Linked DNA regions of Homo sapiens: region 2 is linked to region 1. Evidence: read pairs that join two places in POLR2A ChIA-PET (ENCODE). Cell type or tissue: GM12878. All regions are shown on one strand. Each heading gives the region's core, and the rest is flanking DNA. Links, peaks and the distances in the headings are about the cores only. Region 1 overlaps LINC01053 (long intergenic non-protein coding RNA 1053). Region 2 has its middle 5.7 kb from the start of MTMR6.

What was found. ChIA-PET counts read pairs that join two places held together with the same protein. Peaks named below come from ENCODE experiments on the same cell type or tissue, not always from the same donor. Only the 100,000 strongest peaks of a DNase experiment are listed, where the experiment ranks them.
Region 2: POLR2A ChIA-PET joins it to region 1 with 7 read pairs; 2 of 35 experiments call an interaction of 5 or more read pairs at or near these places.

The regions. Positions count from the first base shown.
Region 1 is chr13:25,184,764-25,187,680 of GRCh38, reverse strand. LINC01053 (long intergenic non-protein coding RNA 1053) reads right to left here. Exons shown (of 3, transcript NR_120427.1): 2 at 982-1,157. Among named protein-coding and RNA genes, the nearest start is that of LINC01053, 4.9 kb to the right of the region's middle. In GM12878, for the core only: no CTCF peak of the experiment used is centred there; a DNase peak (open chromatin) is centred at 1,244; H3K4me3 peaks cover 801 bases.
Region 2 is chr13:25,291,738-25,294,654 of GRCh38, reverse strand. No RefSeq gene overlaps it. Among named protein-coding and RNA genes, the nearest start is that of MTMR6, 5.7 kb to the right of the region's middle. In GM12878, for the core only: no CTCF peak of the experiment used is centred there; no DNase peak of the experiment used is centred there.

The DNA.
Region 1 (2,917 bases), core at 270-2,769:
ATCTGTGTACGAAGTGAGAGGACCAGAGGCTTGTACTCAATGTGAATACAATGCTTCACAAGGGCATGAGAAAAATTCTGTTTAGTTAGAATGACAAACATCATTTTCACAGGTGTGAGAAGAAATTGTCAGCATACAGGCCGGGCGCCATGGCTCACACGTGTAATCCCAGCACTTTGGGAGGCCGAGGCAGGCCAACCGCCTGAGGTCAAGAGTTTGAGACCAGCATGGCCAACATGGCAAAACTCCGTCTCTACTAAAAATACAAAAATTAACTGGGTGTGGTGGCAGGTGCCTGTAATCCCAGCTACTCGGGAGGCTGAGGCAGGAGAACCGCTTGAACTCAGGAGGCGGAGGTTGCAGTGAGACGAGATCGCACCATTGCACTCCAGTCTGGGCAACAGAGCAAGACCCAGTTAAAAAAAAAAAAGAAAAAAAAGAAAGAGAGAGATAGAAAGAAAAGAGGGGGCCGGGCGCGGTGGCTCACGCCTGTAATCCCAGGACTTTGGGAGTCTGAGGCAGGCGGATCACGAGGTCAGGAGATCGAGACTATCCTGGCTAACACGGTGAAACCCCATCTCTACTCAAAATACAAAAAAAAAAAAAATTAGTCAGGTGTGATGGTGGGCACCTGTAGTCCCAGCTACTCGGGAGGCTGAGGCAGGAGAATGGTGTGAACCCAGGACGCATAGCTTGCAGTGAGCCGAGATTGTGTCACTGCACTCCAGCCTGGGCGACAGAGCAAGACTCTGTCCAAAAAAAAAAAAGAAAGAAAGAAAAGGAGGGAGGGAGGGAGGGAGGAAGGAAGGAAGGAAGGAAGGAAGGAAGGAAGGAAGGAAGGAAGGAATTGCAATGAAAGAATAGTGTCGCATGGACCACCTACAAGAAACTTCTCGCACATTAGTAACAGGGAGTTATTCTGGTGCTTCATGTTGTTGGAGGGAGGAAGGGAAGAAAGAAGCTTATTCAAGTACAACCCACCTGCAAGCCCCTTGTCTGTTCTCAGAGAAGCTGTGAATAGCTGTTGTGCTTCTGAGACCTTGGAAAGATGTGTGCGTGACCGCATGTCTATGAAATTTCAGAGATCCCGCTTCAGATGGAAATATTAGGAGCCCTTCCCGGTCTTCATGAATTCACCTGTGTCAGCTGCAGAAAGGCTGCAGTGGGGTGATAGTTTCGGATTGATTAGTCAGAAGCTAAATGTTGAACAGAGGTAGCAAGATGAGCACTTTCTGTGGGTAGCCCCCCGAGTTTTGCTAGTCTGCCAAAAAGGGAACCATCTGTATTGGAAAGTGTGGTTCACGGTGCAGGTCGTTGCTGAAGGTGAGTTAGGAATCTGTAGGGCGGCCCAAAACTAGCACATGCACCCGGTGCGCACTCGCAGGCCACAGAGTCCTCACCCACCCTCCTGTGCCTTCTGTGCCCTTATAGAAATCCTGCCAGCATGTCACGGAGGCAGTCTACCAACAGGACGAGGAGAAGTCAGAACACCGAGATCTGCCTTTTACAAACGTTTGAACTGTCCAGCTTCCACTTTGAGGTGGTAGTTACCAGCGCAGGGTAGGGAGGGCAGAAGCACCCATTGGCAGGTGCGCCGCCTGCGCCTGGAGGGAAAAGGAAACCGCAGCTGTCTTTCCCACACTGGCTGCTCCCTGCTTTTTGATTTTTTAAAATTTTTCCAAACAGTAAAATTTCCATTTTCCCAGGCACCTGGGCTCCAAATATGCGTTATCTTTGAAGACTTGGTAAAGACAGCAGATTCATATAGAAGAATACAAATCACCCAGCGTCCTAATCCAGAGCTGGCCACTGCTACTGTTGATTAAATTTCCCTTGATGCATATTGTTTTACATGGTTGACACTATCCTGGGTGTAGTTTCAAGATTGTGTGTTGCTTTTTCCTTGCTCCGAAGGGAGTGGGGAGAAATGTTATCATAAGCATTTTCCCATGTCATGAAAAAATTCTTCATACAATAATGCGAGGGGAAATGTATATTATTAGCAACTGATATGAGAATTCCTTTTAGGGGAAAACTTGCCTTTTTAAAGAAAAAAAGCTCTGAGGAGAAGTGTGGGGAATCATTTGTCAGTTGCTCCAGGAAGTAAAGGAAGCAAGAGTGAGTGAGAGACAGAGCCGGACTGTGCAATCCCAGCCCCATCCAGGAGCCGCACAACCATGGCCAATCACCCAAATCAAGAAATACTCGAGGGAAATAGGAACTGAATTAAAGCAGCCCTGGGCAGGGCATAGCCAGAAAAAAGCACTTGAAAAGAAGCTCTTGGTAATCTACAAAGTTAATGGGAAAGATTTGCATTTCATAAATTGTGGAAGGGAGAATCAGGGCATATTAATCAGACATCTGAGAGACTACAAGGAGGGCCCCTCTGGTCCCTCAGCTGGCATCAGGTTGATGTTCACAAAGTCTTGGTGGTTGCTCTGTGTTCCATTAAACAGCAATATCATTTAACTAACACTTTGAATAAGTTTATGTTCAGATTATTTACTTGAACTTTGAAATCACAAGGTTGAAAGGCACAAGCATTTTAAATTAATACCTGGTCATTTTGAAGAATGTCTATGAATTTCCAGATCTACAGGCAGCGGTATGAGAGCCATTTCTCTGCATCCTCGCCATCACCTACCTGCTATTTAGAATCTACTCCATACGCCACTGCCTCCATGAAGCCTTTTGTGACCTGCCCAAGTGTAAATAATGTGTCTTATAAACCCTATAATGTCTCATGTTCCCTGCACCCAGGCAGTGAGTGATTCTATTTTGTTTCATATTCTGACTATTAGCATGTATACCTCCTCCTTGAGCTATGCTGTAAGCAGCTTGAAGGTAGACTCTTGAGGCTTTCTTTTGCTTATTGTAAAATAAATAGTGAAGGGGAGCAGAAGCCCATGTTTCTTAA
Region 2 (2,917 bases), core at 164-2,663, 110 kb before region 1:
TTAACCTGTACAAATAACTCAATGGATAACATAATGATAAGTACCACTATTTACAGATAAGGACATCAAGAGTTAGAGAAGTTAAATAATTTGACTAAATTCACAGCTAGAAAGTGGCAGAAATGAGATCTGAATTCAGATATCTTTGATTTCACAGAGAATTCTAATCATAGACTTCACCTTCTTCCATAAAACTCCTAGAAATAAAAGCCAAGAAACGAAATCAAGTGAAATATTTTTGCTCTTTTAACGATTTATGCTTACTTAAGAAGCACCAAGATTAGGAATTGTGATTGCTTTTATAATATTCCATTCGCTGGTAAACAGTAAACATAATTATAAAAGCATCCACTATTTACAATAGCAAAAGACTTGGAACCAACCCAAATGCCCATCAGTGATAGACTGGATAAAGAAAATGTGGCACATATACACCATGGAATACTATGCAGCCATAAAAAGAATGAGTTCATGTCCTTTGCAGGGACATGAATGAAGCTGGAAGCCATCATTCTCAGCAAACACACAGGAGCCGCAAAACAAACACCGCATGTTCTCACTCATAAGTGGGAGTTGAACAATGAGAACACATGGACACAGGGAGGGGAACATCATACACTGGGGCCTTTCAGGGGTTAGGGGGCAAGGGGAGGGAGAGCATTAGGACAAATACCTAATGCATGCAAGGCTTAAAATCTAGATGGGCCGGCAGGGTGCGGTGGCTCACGCCTATAATCCCAGCACTTTGGGAGGCGGAGGCCGGCGGGTCACGAGGTCAGGAGATCGAGACCATCCTGGCTAACAAGGTGAAACCCCATCTCTACTAAAAATACAAAAAATTAGCTGGGCGTGGTGGCACGTGCCTGTAGTCCCAGCTACTCAGGAGGCTGAGGCAGGAGAATCGATTGAACCCAGGGGGCAGAGGTTGCAGTGAGTCGAGATCATCATGCACTGCATTCCAGCCTGGGCGACAGAGCAAGACTCCATCTCAAAACAACAACAACAACAACAACAACAAAACAACCTAGATGATGAGTTGATAGGTACAGCGAATCACCATGCCACATTAATACATATGTAACAAACCTGCACATTCTGCACATGTATCCCAGAACTTAAAGAAAAAAAAAAAAAAATGCAAGACAATAAATTTCTGTTGTTTAAGCCTCCCCCCCAAAAAAAGCACCAATATTTTATTGTTAAATGTAAAATATTTTCTTACATAATAATAAAAATATCAAATATCTCTTGTGCCTTTTATAGGGGCACTTTTCATTTTTTTTTTAGTGGTGTAAAAATAAGCATTAAACATTACAGAGAAACAAATGCAGAAAACTCTGATTACATGGTGGCTCATGCCTGTAATCCTAGCACTTTGGGAGGCCGAGGTGGGCAGATCACTTGAGTACAGGAGTACGAGACCAGCCCGGCCAACATGGCGATACCCCGTCTCCACTAAAAAATACAAAATTAGTTGGGTGTGGTAACGCACACCTGTAGTCCCAGCTACTCAGGAGACTGAGGCTTGAACCCAGGGGGCAGAGCTTACGGTGAGCTGAGATGGCGCCACTGCACTCCAGCCTGGGCAACAGAGTGAGACTCTGTCTCAAAAAAAAAAAAAATCTGATTCCTCATTATTTCAAACCGTAATAGTAGTTTCTTTCATGCTTTTTGTGAATTTTAACTTTCAATTTTTTGTGCAAAAAAACTCCGTCTTTAATTGCAAAGTCAATTAAGAAAATGATATTTTCTTAAAATCATCAAATATTAGTCATGTCACTATTTTAAGTTGTTTTTGTAGGCACATGTAAGAAAAAACCTGATGTCTCCTAGAAGTTGGATGATAAAGGAAATTATAAATATATACATTAAAACAAAATTAATTAAGTTACAGATATGTCTCCTTAAAAAGACAGCATAGCTTCTATACCACATCTTGATATGAACCTAGCAGATGAAATGGCATATCTAAAGGCAGAATAGGGCCCTTAGAGGGAGGATTGTTCAATAATGAGGCCTAGTTTAGGGAAATCTAATATTTCCCTCAAATAATGAATCTTCAGGGCTGCCTCCAGAGGCTTGCCTGGCCCAGAGCCCCTCCTGCCTTTTCTTGTGGTTGGTACATCCTGATAGGCTGGCTGATGCATCAAGATCTTTGCTGAATGGCAACAGCCTCTCCTATCATGCAGCTAGTTTCCCCTGCTCTGAATTCATGCTAACTAAGCAATCTTCTCAACTGTAATGTGACCTCCCCCCACGCTTTATAGGAAGAGAACATGCTGACTTTCATTCCCATCTGCTTTCTTGTGGTCAATGATTACACTGGTATTTTGATATTCACCAGTCTAACTAACCCTAAAAACAAGTCTCTTCCTGATTATCTTCCTTCAGATTAGTTTGTAAGTTGCAGTGGACTACTCAATTGAATTGTAACAGTATTAAGTGTGCTCTTGGCATAATTGATGAGATCAGGCAGCAGAAAATGCTTAATCTGATGAATTTTATTGTATGTCAACATTTTTAAAGGGAAGGATAGGAATGTAGGAACACAGGTGCATATTGAATCCTCTGAAACTGGATCGTGTGCTTTATAAATATTACTAACAATAAAACAAATATTAGTGAATGAACCTCTTCTCTTTCCAATGTCTCTTCATTTCCCACCCCTTGTATTGAGGGGAAATGGGTCTCTTTGTTCCTTGCAGTAATCACCAAGGGGAGAGCTGGCAACAGAGAGGCAGATGGCCTGGATCATCTGGATCCTATATATGGTACCTGACTGGGGCTTCTACTCAGCTACTGCTGCTAACAGGACATCTGTTCCCAGAGCTCCCTGTGCCTTTCACATGCACAGGGTCTTCAAATAATGATGTAGGGACCCCCAACAAAAGTACCAAGCCCCTACCCCATCATTCAA